3 separate regions of the Homo sapiens genome follow, and regions 1 and 2 are each linked to region 3. Evidence: chromatin loops called from intact Hi-C (ENCODE). Cell type or tissue: endothelial cell of umbilical vein. All regions are shown on one strand.

The links. A loop is a pair of places that touch in the nucleus more often than their neighbours do. Peaks named below come from ENCODE experiments on the same cell type or tissue, not always from the same donor. Only the 100,000 strongest peaks of a DNase experiment are listed, where the experiment ranks them.
Region 1: a loop joins it to region 3, with 4 times the contacts of the local background. A loop is called at or near these places in 4 of 110 quality-filtered maps.
Region 2: it touches region 3 in a loop (7-fold over the local background); 3 of 110 quality-filtered maps call a loop at or near these places.

The regions. Positions count from the first base shown.
Region 1 is chr2:67,472,283-67,480,282 of GRCh38, reverse strand. No RefSeq gene overlaps it. Among named protein-coding and RNA genes, the nearest start is that of ETAA1, 79 kb to the right of the region's middle. In endothelial cell of umbilical vein, a CTCF peak has its summit at 3,273 (motif pointing right); a DNase peak (open chromatin) is centred at 3,262.
Region 2 is chr2:67,837,147-67,845,146 of GRCh38, reverse strand. No RefSeq gene overlaps it. Among named protein-coding and RNA genes, the nearest start is that of LINC01812, 16 kb to the right of the region's middle. In endothelial cell of umbilical vein, a CTCF peak has its summit at 4,462 (motif pointing right); DNase peaks (open chromatin) are centred at 2,386 and 4,496.
Region 3 is chr2:67,211,416-67,219,415 of GRCh38, reverse strand. The region is part of intron 1 of LINC01828 (long intergenic non-protein coding RNA 1828); the gene reads right to left. It overlaps LINC01829 (long intergenic non-protein coding RNA 1829), which reads left to right and starts at 4,097. Exons shown (of 8, transcript NR_038844.1): 1 at 4,097-4,188. LOC101927661 (a long non-coding RNA gene) reads right to left here and starts at 6,008. Exons shown (of 4, transcript NR_110568.1): 1 at 5,921-6,008. In endothelial cell of umbilical vein, a CTCF peak has its summit at 3,965 (motif pointing right); a DNase peak (open chromatin) is centred at 3,975.

The sequences.
Region 1 (8,000 bases), 260 kb before region 3:
AGACTTCGCTGAATTAATGACTGGGAAGAATATGATTCTGGTAAATCTGACACATACAACAGTCCAGCATCTGCAAACGCAGATGAGAGGAAGACATAAAACAACCTTGTAAGAAACCTGCACAAAAGTGTCTGCATTTTACTGTCCATAAATATCTGGTAGTTGGGGTGAGGTAGGAGCCGATAGACTGTAAATAATCTGTGTGCGTGCTTATACTAATTACTGTTAAGGACAACACAACCCATTTATTCTCCAAGTGAGCCATTCTGAATAATCATTCATATTTGGATTTGCTCTCATCCAATGTCTAGTCTTTGCCAGTGCCTTCTATATCTAGATCATTTGTAAGGGACCTATTCCACCTTACCGTGCTTTTCCTCTTCAAAATCTTTACCACCTTCCATTGCTTCCCTCCTCCACTCATACCAAACCCCCTACCTGCTCCCAGAGCTTAAAACCACAAGTTCTTTTCTGGAATCCTCTCAAGACAACAGAGCTAAAAGAGTTAGTGGAAGAGCCCTCTACTCAGACATGATGAGACCACTTGTTAATCAGTTAATCCAAAGTTTGTTCAAGTGGGGAATGATTTAAAATGATATTACACTTAAACATTTATTTTAATGCACGTCCATTTTGCAGCTGTTGATGCAGGGGTGAGGGTCCTTCCTCCTGTCTGGGTCCTCTGGAATTCCACAGCATCTTTCTTATATAAACCATATCCATAATATATTTCTACAATTTCCAGTTTGGAAATTTCTCTGAAAAAAATATGATACTTGCAAAGCACTTTGACTGCCAAAAGAATGTCCACATTGTTTTGCAGCTTTTTCCAATTGTTCACAGTTGTCTGGCCCACCCCATTTCAACAGCCTACTTTTTTTTTTTTTTTTTAACAATCCTACTTTAAACAAAAATCAACTATATTAAGTCTTTCAATGTGCTTGGCTAAATTTTCATAGATTCATGAAAATACATTCATAGCTTCATATTTTATTAAATGACATAATTATAATAAAAAGTACAATGATGGCCAGGTGCAGTGGCTCATGCCTGTAATTCCAGCACTTTGGGAGGCCAAGGCGGGTGGATCACGAGGTCAGGAGTTTGAGACCAGCTTGGCCAATATGGTGATACCCCGTCTCTACTAAAAATACAAAAATTAGCCCATTGTGGTGGTACACACCTGTAGTCCCAGCTACTCGGGAGGCTGAGGCAGAAGAATCACTTGAACCCAGGAGGCAGAGGTTGCAGGGAGCCGAGATCACGCCACTGCACTTCAGCTTGGGCAACAGTGCGAGACTCCATCTCGAAAAAAAAAAAAAAGTACAATGACTTAAGGAGGTTTAGGGACAAACTGTAGATACCATTGGTCCTCAATGAGAAGACACTAGCATTCATCCTGTGGAGGGTTTTATGCAGTGAACAGAGAGCATTTGCTAATCAGGTGGGTCTGATCTGGCAAAGCAGTTAAGTGGGGGCCGTTTAAGAAAGTGTTTGCGGTAGATCTATCAAGTTAAAAATTTTGGAGCCTGTACAATTTCTGATGATTGGCAGAGAAACCCAGGATATAGCTTATCGCCACAAACTCAGTGTGTGACCACAGATAGCAGTGATATTCGAAAGTATCCAAAAACATCAACCAGGCTGGGCACTGTCCAATTAGAACACATGCTGCCCATTAACCACCTGTAAAGATATACTGTGTGTTCTAGTTGAATATCAGCTCTGATGTGGAAAAGCTGACATTCGCGACCTTATTCACTTGCAAATGAAAATACAAGAGCGGTTGGTCAAGCAATACTCTAAGTTCCTTCTAACTCTGACATTCCTTATTGAGCTATGTACACCCCTAATTAATTTCCTTCCATGGGATTAATCATTTTTCTGATTCAATTGTTTGTTCTTTTTCTGGATGGGGGTCATCTCGGAATTGTCGTTGAGACATAGATTCTTGTGGGCAATAACAAGAAGACAAAGCAAGGGAGGCATGACAAGGTATACATTAAATGTAAATGTATAGTGTATATTTTCTATATGCCACGGTATCAAACAGATCTGCTTGCACATACTCATAACCACATACTCACATCCTCCCACCTGATTCTCTAGGGGTCTGTGTTCTGCATGTTTTATTTTGTTTTTTAACCTGGGGATGATGCTAATTTTCATGGCTTGCTTCGTTTACACAGATTGGAGCATGTTTTCCACATACAGCTTCTTGTTTGCCAACAAGCCCAGCTGTTGGGGGGCATAGAAGATCACCCAATTATAGAAAACAGTCTTGAATACCTTTTCATGTTTCCCTCGCCTACCCTGGAGGCTCTTTTCCAACAACTACAATTTTAAGGGCCTTTTTCATTTACAGGAAACATTTACTTCTTTATTACTTTTGTTTGTTTGTTTCCAACTCATCCTAAAAGAGTTTACCATAGCGTAGGTAGGGGACCCTTTTCAGTTCTCCTCTAACAGCCCACAGGGAAAGCAAAACCAGGAGAAACCAAGGCCATGTGACCAGATGAGAGCAGGCTTTTATTTTGAACTCCCTAAAAAGGGAAACAGGACCCAACAGATTTGAACATTTGCTTGGAAAAAAAAAAAGAAAAGAAAAAAATCTCCAAACTACTTTACGGTGTTAGCCCAGGCTCCTGTATGCCAAGTCCCAGCCCATAATAAATTTTATTGCAATGTTATAAACTCCTGAAAAGAGGAACTTGGAATGAAAGTGCTGACACAAGCTGCCAGAGCCAGGCCACTTCATTCTTGTGGACTCTGTCCTGACATCAGCACACGTCTAAGGCAAAACCCCCAAAACTGAAAAAAAATGTTTTGCCCGACGGATTCTTTGATTCTCTCTTAATTTTAGTTAAAAAGAACGGGGGAGGGGACCTCATCAATGAGAAACGAGCACTCTTGCAAACAATACATGACTGCATGTGGATGCTCCTGGCTTATAGCTCAAAGAGTTATTCAGCTGAAGTTAAATTCATTTTGCAAATGAAGCCAACCTTTTTTGAGGGGTGGGGGGGGGGTGATTATTCATTTAAATGACAGCTTTATGTACTATAATTACAGTCATTAATGAAGGCACAATTATTTTATCATACATTACCAAGATCAAAGAAGATTTCTCAAGAATAAGTTGTCAGCATATAGAGTCAATACAGAAATTAGACCAAATATGAACTGTAACATTTTGCTTAAATAATGCCCTAGAGGTTAAAGAAACAATGAGTTAAAGTTGTAGAGGGAGAAAATTTAAAAGACACACTAGAGGTCACTGTTGCTACTTGAGCTGAAGATGTATCCACACACATACACACCCAGGCACACAGGCGCACACACACGTGCGTGTGCTCACACACACACAGGTATGTATATATATAAAATATGCATATTTTAATAGGTTCTGTGCCTATCAGAAAAACTCTAAAAAGATCAGTTACCTTCATTAAATTAAAAAAAAATCCATCATGGTATTTTTTTCTGGTGGTTATGTGGACAGTTGGCTATAAAAAGATGAAATGTAAAAATAAATCTTAATTTTGAGGATTTCTTTCATGACCAAGGACATATCAAATACTTCACCTCTGATGAAAGATTTTGCACCTACTCTGCATTTTGAAAAACACCTTTCATCTATATGTTCATTTGGATTAGAAAGTAAAAGTAATTGAGGAATTATGGTCAGTATGCCTCTTCTTATTAGGGGAAGACGATTCCCTCTTTTAAAAATTTTTCAAATTTTAAGATTGTTAAATAGGGATGATATATTTAGTCCTATCTTTGAAGCTGTAAGGAGAAAGTTGTTTAGGTATGGCAAGTCTGTGAAAAATCTTGGAACAAGTATGGGAATTGTTAGTGTAACATTTCAACTCTACATTCATAAAAGGAAATTATTTTAGGAAAAACGACGGGTGGGCCTTTGTAAATGTAATGAGTTTAACAGGAAGAACTCCCTTATTCGTAGCTCCTGAAGAAGTCTCAGGCTCCGTACTGTGCTCCAAGACTTTTGGTGCACAGTATGTGCATATTGTTGATAGAGAAGGAGCAGATCTATTTCAGAGCCCAAAGGCTGGCTCCTGAGTGGATTAGCAGAAAAACTCAAGGCTGGATGATCTATCCCAAGAATAGCATCTCATTGCCAAGGAAGGAAATCCAGAAGACATATTCATGCTGTTCAGTATTCTTCTTAGAGTATTGGTTTCAGACATGTGTACTGGCAAGTGAAGGATCAACCTGGAGGTGTAAATTTCAAAGCTAGGCTCGCAAACAACGTTTCCAGAAAGATGCCCATTTCATCTCTCTTGTTTTCTATTCTTTGCACGTGATGCATGCCTTTGTTTGATAATGCAAGACCTGTAGCAAAGGACAAATAAGGGGAAAGGGTGAGAAAACTATCTCATTTCTTTGCTGAACCTCTTCTTTGTTCTCCATTGTGTTTTTTGATTTGTCCATGCAAATCACAGTCCTGGGAGTAATTAAAGTTCAGAGAGCTAACTAATAGCTCCTCAGTAACCGGATATTTTCTACGAATTTCATGGGTGTGGGTAAAATGGATTTTAAATATAATTTGAATATTTTAATGGAGAATTACACATTTTTAATAGAATTTGCCAAATATCCTCTGTTAAATTCATGTTAGTGACGGAAGAAGACTATTAGGATGCTCGCAACCTCAATGTGAATCAAAAGTAACTGCTTTGCCCACGAGACAGTGCAGCATGGAAGAGGTAATCTGGATGCTGGACTTTTGGTGCTTCCTCTACTACCCAGCCAAGGTGAACTTGGGCAAGCCCTTGACCTTCGCAAGGCTAATTTCTCACTTGTAAGAAGGAGCTAATAATTTCTGTCTTCTCAGGCAGGATGACATAAATTAATAGGTGTAAAGTGGTTGGTACCAGGCTTGGAATGGGAAAATTTTGGTAAGTGTCATTCATCTTCATTGTCATAACAGAAGTCCCCTGAACTCCTTGACACCTATCAAGAAGGGACAGATGCTGTGTTTACACCCACAAGCAGGTATGAAACAACAGCAACATAAGAAAACAACATTTGAATTCAACAGCTTGTTATTTGGGGGTGAGGAGGACAGGTTTTAATTAACAGTTGTATTTTTGTTTTTCCAAACAGCTTTGTGTTTACCAATTCAAACTTGGACTTCAGAGAAAACAGAGAGCACTCTACTATGATAACACAGAACTAGTACCATAATTTTTTTTGGTTAAGAAAGGTATGTACGTTCTGGAAGTTACCTGGGTAGAATAAAAAACAGAATAAAAGTGGAAAGAACAAAAGAATTTAAAAAATGAATAGAATTTATTTTCAAATAAATGTGCATTTTGTTAACCAAAATAATAAACATTAAATGTGTTTGTGTTTTGTGCCACATAACTATTTTTTAATGTCCTATTATTCACAGCCTAGTTAGAGGACCAGGGGTTCATTGAAGTCAGCATGTTTAAGAGCAGTCCCACAATTCTTACCAGGCTGAAAACCACTGCCTTCACCAGCTCTGGTTGCAATTATCATATGCAATACATTTTGTTTTAAATGGAAGCTTTTATAATGAAATTTAGAAGCCAGCGTCATTTCTCTTCCTTTGCTTTCTACTAAAAAAGAATTTGAGGACAGACAATAAAGGAAATGGCAAGGAACTATTCTATGACCTTGGGCAAATCTCTTCGGTAGTTCGGCCTTGTATACACACACATATGCCCACACACATGCACACACCCCCTTCGTTTTATATTCTTCTGCAAAGCCATGTCAAACAAAAAGTTGGATGGAGATTTGGCAATTCCTTGGTTATTTTGAAAAATGGATATATTGATCAAATTGAATGGGTACCAAATTTTCTAATTATGCAAATAATTGCTAAGTCTTCAATGTAGCTTGCTTAAGAAGTACTGCCCAGAGAAGGGGAAATGAAGAGTTTCTTTCTCACTTGGGTATACAATGAGAATTTGTAGAGAGCTGTAAGCACCTCAGCCGAGAAATGATGCAGAAGGAGAAAACGTGGGCTGGGTGCGGTGGCTCATGCCTGTAATCCCAGCACTTTGGGAGGCCGAGGCGGGCAGATCATGAGGTCAGGAGATCGAGATCATCCTGGCTAACACAGTGAAACCCCGTCTCTACTAAAAAATACAAAAAATTAGCCGGGCATGGTGGCGGCCGCCTGTAGTCCCAGCTACTCCGGAGGCTGAGGCAGGAGAATTGCTTGAACTCGGGAGGCGGAGCTTGCAGTGAGCCAAGATGGCGCCACTGCACTGCAGCCTGGGCGACAGAGCGAGACTCCTTCTGGAAAAAAAAAAAAAAAAAAAAAAAAAAGTAGAAAACGTGATACCCTTTTCATCTTACTATAATGAAAGTACTGGAACTGCCTTTTACACTAGATTAAAACATTTTTAAAACCCTTGTTCCTAGCCACACCCTAGAACACTGTTTCTGAGTTGCCTTTATTTCATTAACATTCTGGGTCAGCAAGAACAGGGCTTGGACAGAAATACAGCAAGATGGCTACCTATCACTTGCAGAGGAAAAAAAAAATTCAGGATCATTCCCCAAGTGAATTAAAAACATAATAACAAAAAATCCTCCAGTTAGTGATTCTTCTTTGCTGCCTGTAGGCAGTTCTTTGATTGTGGGATATCTGATGGGTGTTGGTGGGGAGAGCCAGTTTAGTTGTGTTTACATGAAATAAAAGGTAGAAGCTGCACAACTGTACCCGAGAAGCTAGGAAGGTCCCCCCCGATGCGGCAGCTGTGCTGTGAATGCCTTCAGGTACTTGATTTTTCCCTTTGTTGACATCAGTGTAGCCACATTAGGGACTCTTAGTGTCACAGTTAGACTTTGGAAATAAATACAGTATAGCAGCTCTCCAGGGACCTCTGCTGAGAAAGAGACATCAAATGGTGAGGAGATGGTGAGGAGGAGTGGCTTGCCTGGAGAGCCAAGGAGCTCCTTAAAGTGGGCTCTGGACTGAGGAGCAGTGAGCAGGCTCAGAATGAAAAGAGAGCAACAAAAAGGACTGAAGAGTTGACACCCACTGTCACTTTTTGCCTCGCTCATGAATTTGGCACGTGCCTTTGGAGAATTCAGTGCAAAAAGACCTCCCACCAAAGAGTGATGTCTGTTGCTTTGTATAGAGGTTTGGATTCCCTAGTTGGCTCTGCCCCTTTCTGCTCATGACTTGAAACAAGTCACTTCTCTCTAGACTTTAGAACTTTTCAATGCAACAAGGAAATCATATTCAGATGTGCTCATGTGTCTTGGGATGAAGTGGGAGGTAGGAGAAATTGAGTTCTTGGACTCAAGTACAGTGATGTGGATCCAGCAATAACCCTTTCATGGAAGCACGGTCTTCTCTGGTTCTCAAAATTCAGGCCACAGATATTGTCATCATGATCAGCTGAGAGCCTGTTTGTAAAGGTATGGTGCTCTGGGTCCACCCAGGATCCACGGAGTCAGCATCTCTGAGCATGGATCCTAGGAATCTGGATTGTAGCTGGCCCCTGGCTACTTTTTCTTTCTTAGTACATTATTGTGAGAAATATCACCAGCTCATCACCAGCTCTTATTCTTAACAAGGGCTAAAAGTGCTTAGTTTCATATGGATCCTCTCTTACTGGCTTATGTATTGAGCAGTACATGGTTCCACTTTTATTAAAGAACATTAGGAAAAGGTAATTTATTTCATGGTTTAGTCCACAAATCTGATTTTGAGAGAATGGAATGAAGAGTGTGAGGGGTGATCAAGAAATTTTTAATCAGTTGAGTGGAACATAGGGATGACGTCTACGTCCCAACCACATCTCCCCTAGCATGGATTCAGTCACTTCTGCTAATCTCACTTTCAATTACAAGCACAGGTTTTAAAGCCAGTGAATACTATAAGGTGTGTTGTCAGCTTGTTGTTTTTCTTTAAGCTACTCTGTACGTTCTGAATAATTACTTTGAAATGATTATTTTGAAGTTATACATTGGCTTTTTTAACTGCCATT
Region 2 (8,000 bases), 630 kb before region 3:
CTTATCCTTGGGTACTCAGAATGTTTAGGATTTTTCATTATCATAAAATACTACAATGAATATCTTCATACCATACATTATTTCCTTTTTGGAGAAATATTGAGATAAATCTGCAGGCTATGATTACTTACGGCTTTTTGACACATAATAGCATGGTAGTTTCCCAGAAGGATTTTAAAATAAAGTAGCTTACTTTTCAGACTATGACGGTTACCTCCTTTTATAGTGGTTTCTTCGCACTTTCACTCCCCTCTAGCCCTTCTTATTTGTTCAGGACAATCCTTTCCCGTTCATGGGCTCCCTCAAATATCTCCACACAAATATTACCTGCTCCTTCTTATAAGGCTGATTCTGGGATATATTCATATGTTAAATGCAACTTGTAGTCACCATTATAATGTTTCAATGTGTAATACATTGAATAAATTCCTAATTGCCATGGTCTAGATATGGGTAAGATACCCTTAGTTGTAGAGTAATTTCTAATTTATATACTATGTCCTCATCCTCCAATAGCTTGAAATTGTTAATGTGGTCAGTATCTTTTCAGAAGTCTGCTCAGTTCGATGGCCAGAACTTCTCAATCTGTGAGAGTAATGGCCGTGTTTGGGCACATGACTGTGACCCCACTCTCCAACCCATGTCTGATGGGACCATGTGTGGACACTTGGAACAGACTGAGCCATGTGCTGTCATAGAGATAGAGGAAGAGAGGTGGGAGAATGGGGAGGTGGAGGAGAGGAAGAGGTGGGGGGAGAGAGGAAAGGAGAGAGAAAGGGAGAGAAGGAGACAGGAGAGAGAGAAAAGGGAGAGAGGAGAGAGAAAGGGAGAAAGGCAAGAAAGAGAAAGGAAGAGAGAGAAAGAAAGGGAGAGAGGGAGGGAAAGAGAGGGAGGGAGGGAGAGAGAATGCAGCAGAAAAATTGTTTCCTGGGTTTCTAATTATTTTCCTTCCCGTAGTTTCAGTCATTCAGCCATTTCTCAAGTCTGGCTGCATATTTTTGGCTTTGAATTTGGAGAGACACCCCACCCTACAAGAATTCTTGTAATAAATCTCTCTCCCCTCTTTCTTTCCCTCCTCCCTCCCTCCCTCCCTCCCTCCCTCCCTCCCTTCCTCCCTCCCTCCCTTCCTTCCTTCTTTCCTTCCTTCCTTCCTTCCTTCCTTCCTTCCTTCCTTCCTTCCTCACTCTCTCTGTCTCGGTCTCTTTGTCTTTCTCTCTTTCTTTCTGAATGTGCTAACTTGGTTACTAATACAGCCTAGAACAAATGGAATTGGGAATAGATATCCCTTGGTGAGGTGCAAATCCATGTAGCTTAATAATAAAATAATGGATTTGGATGTTGACAAAAGTTTTAGCTGTTCTCTCCTGCTGACATGTGGGGCTGTCAGGTTGAAACATGGTATAATTCCATTTATGATTCTGAAGCAATGGAATCTCTCTGAAAAACATTTTTCCCCTTTAAATTATTGACACTCTAAAAAGTAGCTTATTGCAGCTGCTCCAAGTGCTGGACAGTTTGGATGATCTGACACGATGCTTTAATCTAAGACCTTGGGTGACCATATCCATCAATTGACCCAAAGGGCAAAATGAATAGAACGGCTCCTCCTGCAGCTCTGGATAAATATGTGTGGTTAATGGGAGGCAGAGGGTAAAATTTCCAGGGCTCTTTGGTCTTCTTTGACAAAATTAAAACAGAAATCCAAGAAAACCCTGAAAGGCCCCATACCTTCTCACCTGTGTCCTAGGACTTTCCCTCTAAAGGTAGCGTGAATGCTGAAGAGCTGAGGCAAACTAGAATCTCGTCCCTAAAATGGACGCTCTCCAGAGGATGTTTGGAAAACCTGGCTGGACATCATGGGCTATTAGTGGTCTTTTATTTTTCCTTTCTTTTCTTTGCTTCTATTTGTTTATTTGCTTTTAAATCGGAATAGAAAGGGGAACATTGGAAGGTGAGAGTGGAATGTCCTTAGAATCAGAGGAAGGCTTTCCTATTGGGAAACAAAGGGCACAGACTTCATTATTTGGAATAAATTGTAAATCGTGCCCTCTCTTAACCTACTGGGTGGTATTGTCCTACTAAAAGATCTGACTCTGAAAAAACATCCTTTCTCCAATGCCTCTCCCTTGGGAGCTTTGAAGATTCTGGTAACGTGGGGAGGTACTGACATTTTGGAAACTCCAGACAGATCTGTTTCTGCCAATGGAGTGATTGTGTGTGCATGTGTGTGTTTAGATTACAAACGATTGGACTAACTTTATGACTGTGATTGTACAATAAGGAGCAATGGGCAAAGCTATCAAATCATTTTAAATTGGCCTCTCAGTATCTTTTCCCTTTGCTGAGTAGCTGGAGTTTATCAGTGGACTGACATATTTCCTAGCATATTGGACCTCAGGCAGTCACTCTCCGTTTTTTTTCCTGCCAGTGTTTTGTTTTGTTCATTCATTTAATTAAAGTGTACCAAGTGCCCAGAAAATGCCTGGAATTGTGCTGGACATGATGATCGCTACTCAGAGTAGATCTGCGGCTGCTCCGTGGAGCCCCGGCTGACCCAGCCAGCATGAGCCAGGGAACCAAGCAGTCAGCACGTGAAGTACCCAATGCCCAGCCTCAGGCAACATGCAGTCTAGTTAGTGAGATGAAGGGCATGCCTATGAGAGCTCCCTAGACAGTGCGATCTCCATGGGTGCAGCAAAAGGCAAACAAGGACTGCCCGCAGGCAGAACAGATCTTGCTGGAGTGGTCACCCAAATCTTCACTAAAGAGGGGTTTTGGCTACATCTTGAAGGACAGGAAGGGCTGGGGAATGCACAAGTGGATGCTAGAGAAGGGAGAGGAGTCCAGGAAACAGTGTAGCTGTGCTGGGGAGACCTGGGTTGGAGCTTGAAAGCTTGAGAGGATGAGACATTGGTTTTGGACAGAGATTGAAGAGCCTTGGATACTGACGGGAGCCCTCCCTTGATCCGCAACTCTGGAATATTTCCCACCCTTTCATAGGCCCCTTTTGACCCCATCCCTGAAGGTTGCAAACTTGGGCATTGTCTTCTCTCTTCTTCCAGGTGAAGATCTCCTCCCAACCCCCAGCAGACTCTCATTTGTTTTTCTTCTAACTTTGTAGTGAAAAAAGAAAAAAAAAAACAACTTTGGATTAAAAGCTCAGTTAAGAAAGTGCCTGACAACCTGACATGGAATGGTGTGGAACTGGTTGTTTGCCTGTGGTTTAAAGGTGGTTTCCCAGAAAAGCTCTCTCACAGACGGCCTTGCAGAATGCAATGCAGGCATGTACAAGGGGTGTGTGTGTGTCTGTGTCTGTGGAGAGTGAGGGTGGTATGGAGGATAGGACATTTATAAGAATATCTGGCATGTTGGTGGTAAGTTTGCCAAGAAGGTTTATGCTATCTTTGTGCGTGTGTGTGTGTGTGTGTGTGTGTGTTTGTTTGTTTTGAGATGGAGTCTCACTCTGTTGCCCAGGCTGGAGCTCAGTGGCATGATCTTGTCACTCTGCAACCTCCACCTCCAGGGTTCAAGCCATTTTCCTGCTTCAGCCTCCCAAGTAGCTGGGATTTCAGGCGCCTGCCACCACACCGAGCTAATTTTTGTATTTTTAGTAGAGATGGTGTTCCACCATGTTGGCCATGCTAGTCTCAAACTCCTGACTTCAAGTGATCTGCCTGCCTCGGCCTCCCAAAGTGCTGGGATTACTGGTGTGAGCCACCACACCTGGCCCATACTACCTTTCTTGCATGTCGAAATACAAAGATAGCTCGTTTCCAGCCAACCTAAGAGGTTTTCTAGGAGAATATATACATATACACACATAAACCTACACATATACGTACACATACATATACACATACACAACATAAACATATGTATATACACATTTGCATATATATACAAATATATTAAAATATATCCTAGATAAAAGATTTTAAAACAGTCTTCATGAATGTATGTATTTTGGGTTTTAGGACAGATATTTGGTCTTCTTTCAGCATATACATCTGTTAAAGATTTTTCTTCTTGGATAATAGGTTTAGTCTGCAGAGCATTGTCTTTCTTTCCTTTGGATTATTTTGCTCTTCACCCAATGTATTTTTGACCTCGATGGCACCTGCCTTCTCCTTAGGGGTTGCATACTGTATTGTAGAAAGAAGGGGCTTCAGGGAGAGACTAGGGTGAGTAAATGAGACCAATCTGGGTAAATGTCTTCCTAATTTAATCCTCTTATTGGAAAAGAGTGTTATGAATGAGCCCCCAAAGGTGTGCTTTTCACACACACCAGCCCTAGAGGGAAGAATCATGGCTGTAAATGTACCTGTGTAAGCACCAAGTTAAGTGGTATTTTATTTTTGGTCTCTAGACTAAAGGTAGGTAGTGATTCTACCTGAAGGACTGGAGGTATGTGTACGACATCCCAAGCTGTGACAGTTGGGCAGGTTGAGGGAGCATTGTGAAGACTGCAGCCAGGCTGCAGAGGGCAGTGTGAGACCGTGGCGTTGCCAGTCCTGTGGCAGGGCCAGTGCTGTTCTTAATATAGGCCACCTGTGGTGTTTCAAGATAAATTATGTTAGATGGGGAAACTAGTCTATTGGATTTGCAGTAAATGTGTGCCAGTTAGCTTTACCCCAAAGAAAGTCTTTCTAGGATTTTCCTCTCTTCGCCAATTTCAAGACATTAAGTACTAAGACTGGCTGAGTGGCAAGCTTGTACCCTTTTCACTTTTCAAGCACATGAATGTGTTGTGACAATTGAGATGATATTTGGTGCCTTATGATGCACTACAATTTAACTGCCTTGGGTGCTAATGCAGCTCTGGGTAGGGAGAGACACTTCTTTAATAATAATAACAACTTTGGCACCTTTTTTTCTAGAATAGTAGGAACTGTAGCAAGTTTGCTGCAGGAGCTTTTGCTCTAGAGCTGGTTCTGGGTGTTCAGCATCCTGTGAAGGTGGGATTCCAGGAGGGGAGGATGTTGGTGGCTCTCAGAGAGAGTGGCTGGTCTGGTGTAGAGGTTAAGTGCATGCTTTAAATTCAAATGGACCTGGGTTCAACTCTGCCTCTCTAATTTACTAGGTATAATACCTCTTCATTTTCCTCATCTGTAAGATTTGGATAATTATGGGTAAAGGATTTCCTGGAGTTGCTGGGTTAAGTGAGATAATATATGTGGAATGCTTAGCACAGTGACCCATAGTAGGGAGCCTCTAGAATGTGGTATCATTACTGGCATTCAATTCCAAATATTTATGCAACGCCTGTTAGGGGATTTGATAGTGGACAATGTCAACAACCCCTTACCGTCTGGTCTGGTGAGAAAGACATCGAGTACTTACTGCATCAGAGCAGTACTGAGGGAAGCATAGCACAGTGACAAGAAGCAGGGACTCTGGTGCCACAGTGCCTGGGTTTGAATCCAGTCTGTTACTTCTAGCTGTGTGGCCCTTGGAAGGTCACAGACCCTACTGGTATCTACCTTATGGGATCACTGCAAAGGTTAAATGAGTTAATACAAAATCTTAAAATGTTGCCTGGCATGTAGCAAGTGTCAGCATCACATGACTGCTTCTCATCGCAGAGTGCGATGAGCTTTAAAAGGAAGAAGATCAGGATGCAGGGGAAGTGTATGAGAGAAAGATGTAAGTGAAATTCATCTAGCGAAGTTCCACTAAGGAGGGGAATGAGTCACAAAGTAAATTAGGGGGAGAAAAGGGGAGGTGGATTTACATGTGCTCTTATGACATAATCTCCAAGATACATTGTTAAGGATAAAAAGCAATGGGGCAGGCCAGTATGCATAGCATGCCCCCATTTAGGTAAAAATAAATTTATCAACCTATTGTCTATGTATGCATATATGTATGCATGTATGTGTGTATCATCTCTCTCCACCTATCATCTATGTATCTATTATCTATGTATCTATCTAGCACCTATCTATCCATCCATCTATTTAATCATGTACTATTTTAGGCAAGGTTCACTAAGGGATTGCTAATAGTATTGTTTGGGGGCGGGGGGTGATCTGGGGAATTGTAACAGAAAGAAGAAAAAATAAATAAACTGGAAAAATGATCAAGTAAGAAGATAGACACCTTTATGATCTTCAGGCTAAAAGGCAAATAGGAAAACCAGGCCTAGCTTTAGGTTTCTGGTTAGAGAGTCCATGCTGCTGGTTCCTGGTGGGAATGGGCCTACTAGTCTCACTAATTTATTTTATTTTGGTAAATATAGTTATTTTTATAAAAATGCTATATATACTAATATGAATGGGCCTATTATTTTCAAATAAATACTTAAAATATTTCTTCCTATTTATTTCTAACATGGGAAAGATGATGGATATAACCTATATAAGTAAAAGTTATGTGGGGACATTGGTTATTTTTTATTCTTTGAGACAGAGTCTCACTGTGTCACCCAGGCTGGAGTGCAGTGGTGTCATCTTGGCTCACTGCAACACTGGCCTCTCAGGTTCAGGAGATTCTCCTGCCTCAGCCTCCCCAGTAGCTGGGATTACAGGCACCCGCCACCACACCTGGCTAATTTTTGTGTTTTTAGTAGAGACGGGGTTTCGCCATGTTGCCCAGGCTGGTCTTGAACTCCTAACCTCAAATGATCTGCCTACCTAGCTTCCCAAAATGCTGGGATTACAGGCATGAGCCACTGCACCCGGTCAGGGGCTTCTGATTCCTAACTGGCTTCACATCAGACAGAGGCCAGCATGGTACTTATCAACTGTAACACTTTATGGATCCTCAAATACCATGTGATTTACTTACAGATTTAGTAAGTCCTCTGCTCTCAATACTGTGTTTCCCAGGGATTGCAGCAATTCCTACCCATATTCTCATTGTTAATAGGGCAGGCTGGAGGGCTCCAGGGAAGCTTAGCAGTTCAATGGCTCCTTACAAATACCACTCCTACTACTGTTACTACTGCTACATAATATTTATTGAGCACTTATGTTTTCCAAATACTGTACATGGGCCCACCCTACATTCAGCCACCAGAAGTTATTAGCAGGTGGAGAAGAGCACCCGCCCTCAGAGCTGATTAGAGGTGTACTGGTTGGGTGGTGTGGGGTTGGGGATGGATGGACTGGAAAAATGCTTGCCTGTGATCTGGAGAGCTGAGCAGGTGTGCTCACCTTTTCCTGCTTGGCCTTTCTTGATTTGAGAAAATCCAAACAAAACAAAACTGAGCCCAGCCCAAAGCAACAAGAATTTTCAGTGTGGAGATATCTGGTTTGAAAAGCCTTCTAGCTTAAAGATTGCTGTGGTGTGAATGTCTGTGTCTCTCTCAAATTCATATGTTGAAATCTTAACCCCCAATGTAATGGTATAAGGTGCTGAGGCCCGTTGGGAGATAATTAGGTCCTGAGGCCATTGGGAGATAATTAGGTCCTGAGGGTAGAGCCCACATGAATGGGATTAGTCCCCTTATAAAAGAGACCCCAGAGTGCTAGCTCACTCCTTCTACCATGTGAAGGCACAGAGAGAACCAGGAAATGGGCCTCATAGACACCAGAAATGCTGGCACCTTGATCTTGGACTTCCAGCCTCCAAAACTATGAGAAATTTCTGTTGTGTAGAAGCTACCCAGTCTATGGTATTTTGCTGTAGCAGCCTGAACAGACTGAAACAAAGGCCGACGTGAAACATCCCTCTTTCTCTTCTGCTTGGAGAATGGTAGAGGACCACTTAATACATTTAAAAAAATCTCTCTTAGTTTCATTTCAGTAAAGGAGAGGGGAGGGAAGGAGAGTGTCGACCTTGTAACGGCAGAGCTTCTTCTCTAGGACGTGCCCTACTGAAAAATCACAGCTATTTTGTTTTTTCAGTTTCACTGGGACATGGGACGGACATTGTTTACTTGTTATTTGAAAGCTACAAAAAGGTCTGCGTGACCCCAAGTTTTTCCCTATAGGCCTTCTGTGGTGCCTGCCACGCCCACCATTAGCAGGACTCCTCAGGGACCTCTGGGAGCTGTGTTC
Region 3 (8,000 bases):
TAGTATAGCCTCAGGCCACAGTAAGCTATAGTTGGGCACTGGCTGCCTCCGTTAGGCAGGGCTGCCACCCTTGACGTCCCCATCATGGGTCAGCATATGTTTTTACACTAGGTCTACTGCCCTCCTGAATGTAATTAAATCTGTTGTTGAGTTTCCAACCTGAGCTAGAAGGGATCCTGTCCTAGTGCTACTCTTTAGTTGTTTCCATCCTGGCCCTTACCCAGCCATGGCTGTCTCTACAGGGTGAGGAGTTCTTGGGGACAAGTGGACTTGCCTGTCAAGCAGCCACCATCCCTTTTGGCCCAGTGCGTCCCAAACTTTAATGTGCTTATATGAAACACCTGAGGATCCTGCCAAAGTGTAGATTCTAATTCAGTGGGTAGGTCCAGCGTGGGTCTGAGAGTCTGAAGTTTTAACAGACCCCTGGTGCTGTGGACTACACTTTAAGCGTCAAAGCATTATATCCTGCTCCAGGTACCCAGGCTCCTGGAAGTCCCTGAGCAGAGGATGCCAAGCTTACATGGTTCTCCCTGGGTCTCTCCTGAAGACAGACTGTGATGCCAGTGTGCACTCTTCTAGACTTGAGTGGTGGCCAAGGGGGTACTTGGAGTGGAGGCCTTGTGGGCACAGGTTAGATGAGTGAGGTGTTTGAGTTACAGAATACATCCAGAGGGCAGAAGAGAAATGGGGATCATGGGATTGACTTGGTTTGGGATCAGAGGCCACACACAAACCAACTCACTCCACGTTACCATATTTTAACACAGCATTCGAAGTAGTCCAAGAATTTTAAGTTAAAAATTGTCCTTTTCAGTTGTTAATTTACATAGGAGGATAGAATTTTACTTTAACCATTTTTTAGCTTGACTATATATATTTTTAAACATAAAAACATAAAATATGTGGGCCTTCATTTCTTGCTGCAGGCCCCAAAATTGTTAAAAGTGCTACTGTTGTAGGCACTTGATTATGTAACCACCCTTTACCTCTCATCTAGGCCATTTTGAGTATAAACATCACATGACAGAAGTTCAGACTTTTTACTTGGATAGTTCTTTTGCATCTGCATGTGCTTCTTTCCTATGTTATTTGAATTCACTTGCCTCTCGTGGACCTTTTAATATGCAGCTCAGGATTTTTTGAGACCATGAATATGTATACTGGACTATGTAATACTGAATTCTTTGGGATATGGAGCAGTCACGGTTTCTTCTGGTTAAGAATGTTTGCAAATGTGACTCCACAGTTGAATAACAATGAAACCCACCCAGTTAAAAAGGCTGGCTTGCAATGTTGTTTGGCTTGTTTTTGTTGTTGTTTTTCTTAACCCATTTTCCTATTCTATTAGCATAGCATAGTTTTACAAGTCCCTGGTCAAAAGTCAAATCTTAGCTGTACCACTGATAAGCTATTGAATTCTAACTTTTCCAGGCCTCAATACATTTTTGCCTCTAAAGTAGAGATAATAATGTCATCTCATAGGGTGATAAAGAGGATGAAAGGATATAATAAACATAAAAATATTTGGAATGGTGTCTGATACATAATAATCACTCAAATAATGTTTTCTATTATTCACATTTCATCTTGTTATTGAAGCTGCCTAAATGTTCTGTCATCCCATTGATTTTTCTCTTCTTCAGAGTCCTTCATCTTCCATCATCACTTTGCTATTTAACTTTTGCTTGTTGTCTTAGTCTGTGTCTGCTGTTATAACAGAACACCACAGACTGGGTAATTTATGAAGAAAAGAAACTTATTTGGCTCATGGTTCTGGAGGCTGGGAAGTCCAAGAACATGACACCAGCTTCTGGGAAGGGTCATCCTAAGGCAGATGGCATCATATTGTGAGTGTATGTGAGACAGAGAGGGAAGTTGGCTGAACTCATCTTTTTTTTTTTTTTTTAAATCAGAAATCCACTCCTGCAATAACTAACCCAGACCTGTGATAGCAGCATTAACCCCTTCATGAAGGCAGTGCCATCATGGCCTAATCACTTCTTAAAGGCCCACCTCTTCATACTATTACAATGGCAATTAAATCTCAAAATGAGTTTTGGAGGGGGCATTCAAACCATAGCATTTATATTCCATTTTTCTTTATTAGTTTAATGTGTATGGATTTAAGAAAACTTTTCAAGAAAAACGGAAAAAGGAAATGGCTCAAAGAAAAAAGGGGTTGGAGTCACCAGATAGCAAGAGTTAGAGAAGAGAAATCACTCAATTTGCTGAGCAGGCATAGAGATTAAAGTACTGAGTATCATCTGGAAGAACTTGGTGGGAAGGCTGGCATGCTTCTCCCATTGAGGGAGGGGGCAGGGTTACTTGAATTCAGTTAAGAGCTTCCTAGGCTTATCAGGGATAGGCTTATCTCTTTGTTCCTCCCTCCCCCCACCCTCATCCTGCCATTTCACCCAACCTTGGTAAACAATCTGAACATGACTATTATAAGGCTACACCCAGACAACAGTAATTGACAAAGGGATCATTAAGGAAAAAATAGGATTAGAGTGAAGGCTTTTGAAAAAGCATTAATTTGTATCCTGCATTCTCACTCACTGACAACTCTGTTAACTAATAAGAAAGGAAAATCTCAAGTCAGTTCCTTCCTACACTGTCACCCTTGTCTTTTCTCTCATTTGCTTAAGGTATCAAGTAGAGTCAACTTCAGCTGGAAATAGTGTAGGGCTTATTCTAGGCCACAACATGGGAGCAAAACAACCAGAGATTTAGCCAAATCCTAATTTATTTACCCCATTCTGACAGAGAGAAATGTTTGTTTATTTCTGAGGCTGTGCTATGATGTGCAGTTCAAGTGCTCTGACACTTTAACGCACCATGCAAGGTTAGCAGCCTGTTCACCCTTTATTAATTTGTTGGTGAATATATTTGGATTTTCACTTCATGCCAATAAATGCAAGAAGGGATGCAGTTTTGACATTGTTTCTTTACCCTTACACTCCATGTAAACCAAAAGTTGTCTATCTGGCAGCTTAGTGGCTATATGTAAAGCCCCTGTTTACTTAATCTGAAGGTCCGTTTCATTTCTGCTTGGTTTGCAAAATAAATGAAATGAACGAGTGTGTCAGAATTAGAATTGTGAGAGTCTGAAAAAGACATTTGGGTCACTGAGTGACTAAAAGCACTCTCTGTTTACATGTTTCTTCAGTTTCTGTCGCTGCAGCTGTGTCACAGCTTATAACAACTAATCCCTTTTTATTTACATTTTACTTTATTTTGTATTAAAGGCACTATTAAGCCACGTCTTCCAAATGTGTCTGAGGTTTCATAACTATCTTAATAGTGTATACACATTACAGTTATGGCAGAGAACTTCCTCCAAGTCTGGGTTTTGTTAAGAGTGACTTTAAGAATAATAGTTTATAGGACAATTAAAACGTGTTAATCTATATTTGAAAACTTGATCTGGTTAAAAATCGGTTCCCCGTCCGCTTATATTTGCCAGTTTTCTACATCATGTAGCTGGGGTTTTCCTGAGAGGTGGAAAGAGTGGGTTGTGGGAAGAGATGGCTGGAGAAAGCCTGGGAGCTAAGCTGATTTTAGGCCTTTGGGCTGAGGTCCTGTTAACATAACCTATGTTCTGCTTCAGGGGAAAATGACGCACGGAAGGTTGGAAATGGGGTTTGAGCGAGCACACTTTTCATGCTCAACAAAGCCTAACATCATTTTACTATACGATTTGAGTTATGTGCATGCTTTTAATAAACTGATCCTCACAAAAAATAAATAGATTTGTTCTGCTTAAACTGGCATACAAAGGGCTCAGAGGAAAAAAACTCTTTAACAAACACCTCTTGGGGATTGGAAGGTAACTTCACACTCCAGCTTCACGTTGGGAACGTGTGATAACAATTTGACAGGAAGTAAGTGGATTCTGTCCCAAGCCTTGGGAATAGACTTGACCCTGAGCATAATGTGTGAGTCTGAGGCCAAGAGCTTCCCGCCCAGCAGGGGGTAGCCAAGCGCCGATGACTGGGCAGGAATTCAACCCCATAGGTTCCCATCTCTTCCCACCGCCCGTCAGCAACACAGCTCTCCCTTTCTAGAAACAGGGTTTCCCCTCCAGGCTTGGATTCTTAAATCTAAAAAGAGCCTCTCACCTGAGGCCTTCACCTGAGAGCTGGAGCCTGTGCGATGGATTATCTGGACAGGGACCCCAATGAACAGGTGGAAAAGTACATTTATCTGCCTAAGGCTTGGAATGAAAATTGGGGGTGGGGTGGGTAGAGGCAGATTTTACTCTTCTTCAGATTCTTTTCTCTGTCTCCCAGTGGGCACAGGCTGAGCCTTGCGGGGATAGAAGAGAGATAGAGAGGTTAGGCCCTGGTTCTCTGTGTAGGGTGGTATGCATGTGTGTGTGGAGGGATATGGGTGTGAGTGTGCTGTGTATATGTGTGGAAAGCGTGTGTGTAGGTGTGTTAGAAGCGTGTGTGGGTGAATATGTGTGTGGGGTGGTGGGGAGTGTGTGTGTGGGGGTGAATATGTGTGTGTGGGGTGGTGGGGAGTGTGTGTATGGGTGTGTGTGGGGGAATGTGGGTGTGTGGATGTGTGTGTGGGTAGGGAGTGTGTGTGTATGGGGTTGTGTATATGTGGGGGAAATGTGTGTATGGGTGTGTGGGTATGTATGTGTTTACGGTGAATATGTGTGTGAGGAGAGTAAGTGCATGTATGAGTATGTGTGTCTGTATGTGGGTATATGTGTGGGGTATGTGTGTGTGGGGTTTGTGTTTTGGGGGGGTGTATGTGGGTGTGTATATGTGGGTATGTATGTGGGGTGTGTGGGTGTGTATGTGTCGGGGGGAAGTATGTGGGTACGTGTGGGGGGATGTATGTGCGTATGTGTGTGGGGTGTGTGGATGTGGGTGTGTGTGTCTGTGGGTGTGTGTATATGTGGGTATGTGTGTGGGGTGTGTGTGGGAAGTGTGTGTATGTATGTAAGGTGTATGTGGGTGTGGGTGTATTTGGATGTGTATGTGTGTGGGGTTTTGGATGTGTATGGGTGTGGGGGGAGTATGTGCATGTGGAGGGGTGTGTGTGTGGTGTGCATATATGTGTTGGGGAAGTATGTATATGTATGTGTTTATGTGGGTATGTATGTGTGGGGAGTTATACGTGTGTGTGGAGGGGTGTATGTGGGTGTGTATATGTGTGTATGGGAGAAGTATATGTGGGTGTGTATGTAAGTCGGGTATGTGTGGGGAGTGTGTGTATGTATGTGGGGGTATATGTGTGTGTGGTGTGTATGTATGTTGGTGGGTGTGTATGTGTATGGAGTGTATATGTGGGTGTGTATGTGTGTGGGGTATGTGTATGTGTGTGGGGAAAGTGTGGATGTGACTGTGGGTGTGTATGTGTGTGTAGGGGGAGTGTGTGTATGATGTGTGTGTGGCTGTGTGTGTGTATGGGGGAAGTATGTGTTTATGTGGGTGTGTATGTGAGTGGAGTGTGTAGGGAGTGTGTGTATGTATGTGGGGTGTGTGTATGTGGGTGTGTATGTGTGTATCTGTGGGTGTTTATGTTTGTGGGGTGTGTGTATATGTGGGTATGTGTGTGTGTGTGTGTCTGTGGGTGTTTATGTGTGTGGGGTGTGTATGTGTGGGGGTGTATGTGGGGGGACCTGTGGGTGTGTGGGTGGTGTCAGGGGAGCCTGGATGGAGCCCCAGGACAGCCTGCTGAGGGTGGAAGCCTGGATGGCAGATGCTCAGGTCTGACTGCTGGGCTGCAGGGAAGAAAGAAATGCCAAGCTGAACTCGCAGGTAGGGAGGAGGAGAGGTGGGACAGTGACAGGTCACTAAAGAAAAAGCATTCTGAGAAAAGCCTGTGCTCCTTACGGTATGCTGCAGGGGCTGAGCCTGCGTCCCTGCTGACACCCTCTGGGAACCCCCATCGCAAGCCTCACCTTGTTGCTTCTCACTGGGGCCGTTTTCGGTTGGCGCTGCTTCTCTTTGTTCTGTTGTCCCCCAGTGCAGTGAACCCTTACATTATGGGTTTCTCTTGTAGTTCTAACCTCTAATACTCAACCATTACATCTTATCTCGTCTTCTAAATTACTCTAAAATCCAATTATAAAACCCTCTCTCCTTCAAGAGCACACAACTTGCCACATTACTGAAATGCTGGGCTGCTCTTTTGTTTTTCTAAATTAATAATAACTATACCATTTTCCGTCTGCTCTTACCATGGGACTCTTTTATATCACCACATAAAATGCATATTATGATTCTTTTTGCTTCTTTTCTGGGCTGCAAAAAAGCGAAGGATGATTTTCCAAATATTCATAAAAGATCTGTCAGTTGGTTTTTAGTGTAAAAACATTTGAAACTACAATCCTTAAAGAAGAAAGCATCTTAATATTTATCAGTTAAAATTTCACTATTGCTTTCTTTTGTATGGGCAAAATAGAAGTCTATCATTTTTAAGGTTTTAAGAGATTTGAATGAATTTTATGTGTTAGTTAAAATTTTTATGGATTGAAAACGCTTAGTTTCACTAAGATTTCAAAAGCACAAACGATTTTTAAAATCTAGGTCCCCTCGTGAGTTTCTTGAATTTACAGGAGGGCAGTGACTATTCTTAAATATAGATTCAACTTCTATAAGTTATCAAAATATTTCAGGAAGAGAGAACATGCCCAGAACATATAAGAAAAAGCTTTAACAGTATCAGGAATATCCTCAAACACTTTTTCTGACAAAAGGTTAGTCGTGGTTTTCAATGCTAGAAAATTGCTCTTAGGAAAATATGGTTAAGTTCAAATTTGATATTAGAAAAAGAAATTTGACTTGTTTTAGTATTTTATAATCACAGGCATGTAATTGAATGGTGATTGCTTTTCTTGCAAATTCTTACTTTGGTCATGTGGAAAAAGTATATTTGATATACCTAAGGCATCTGATTATGCAGTAACAAAATATGCTTGCTCTGTGATTAGTAAAAATATGTGTATGGCTAATCAGCCACTCTGCTTTCAACTTCACGAGCTTCAGCAGTGTTCAGTGGAGCTCTTCATTGTACCATCTGTATTTATGAATGATTCTTTCTCATGCTCAGATTTTAGCTGCTTAGGTTAAATATATTATAAAATGTAGGAAAGATTGGAAAAGTCCTAAATTACAAATTAAATTTCATTGAAACATTTAAATAATAACAACCTAGCTAAGTATTTTGTGTAGTTTTTGTGCCCTGAAGTTAAATCTCTATCCCCTTAAATATTAAATACAGGAGAGGCCAGTTGTTTCTTTAATAAATTAGTTATATTTAAGGGTTTTCAGAGGCCAAAGTGAAGGCCAAGGGAGAAGACAGCGTGCAACTGAAGCAGCACTACTTGCAATTTATAGGCTAAATGGATGAACCAGAAGGACATGCTAATCACCAAATAACATCATCAAATACAAAATATAGGAACATGATTATCATGAGCAACAACTCAGGGAAAAATGGACATCAGGAACAAGAAAATTATAAATGATATATAAAAAACAAAAATTATACTTTTTCATTCTTACAATATATATTACATATACAGTATCAAAACATATGCAAATACACACTATATACTGTATGTTCTTTTGAGTTGTTTTGTACAAATAGACTCTATAATCTTAATTTAATCATAGTGGACACATCCATATTATCACTTAACATTTCAACTATGCATCCCAGCATAGCTACATCTCCCTCCCTCCCTTTCTTCCTTCCCTTTCCTTCCTTCCTTTTTAAAAAATTTTCTGTGAAAACAAGAAAACTTAAAGTTATTTTCCCTTGCACTTCTAAATTTTTTAAAAATTTAATTTTTTTTGTTGTTGTTGTTTTTGAGACAGAGTCTCCCATTGTCACCTAGGCTGGAGTGCAGTGGCAAGATCTTGGCTCACTGCAGCCTCCGTCGCTGGGGTTCAACCGATTCTTGTGCCTCAACTTCCCAAGTAGCTGGGTTTATAGGCATGTGCCACCATGCCTGGCTAATTTTTGTATTTTTAGTA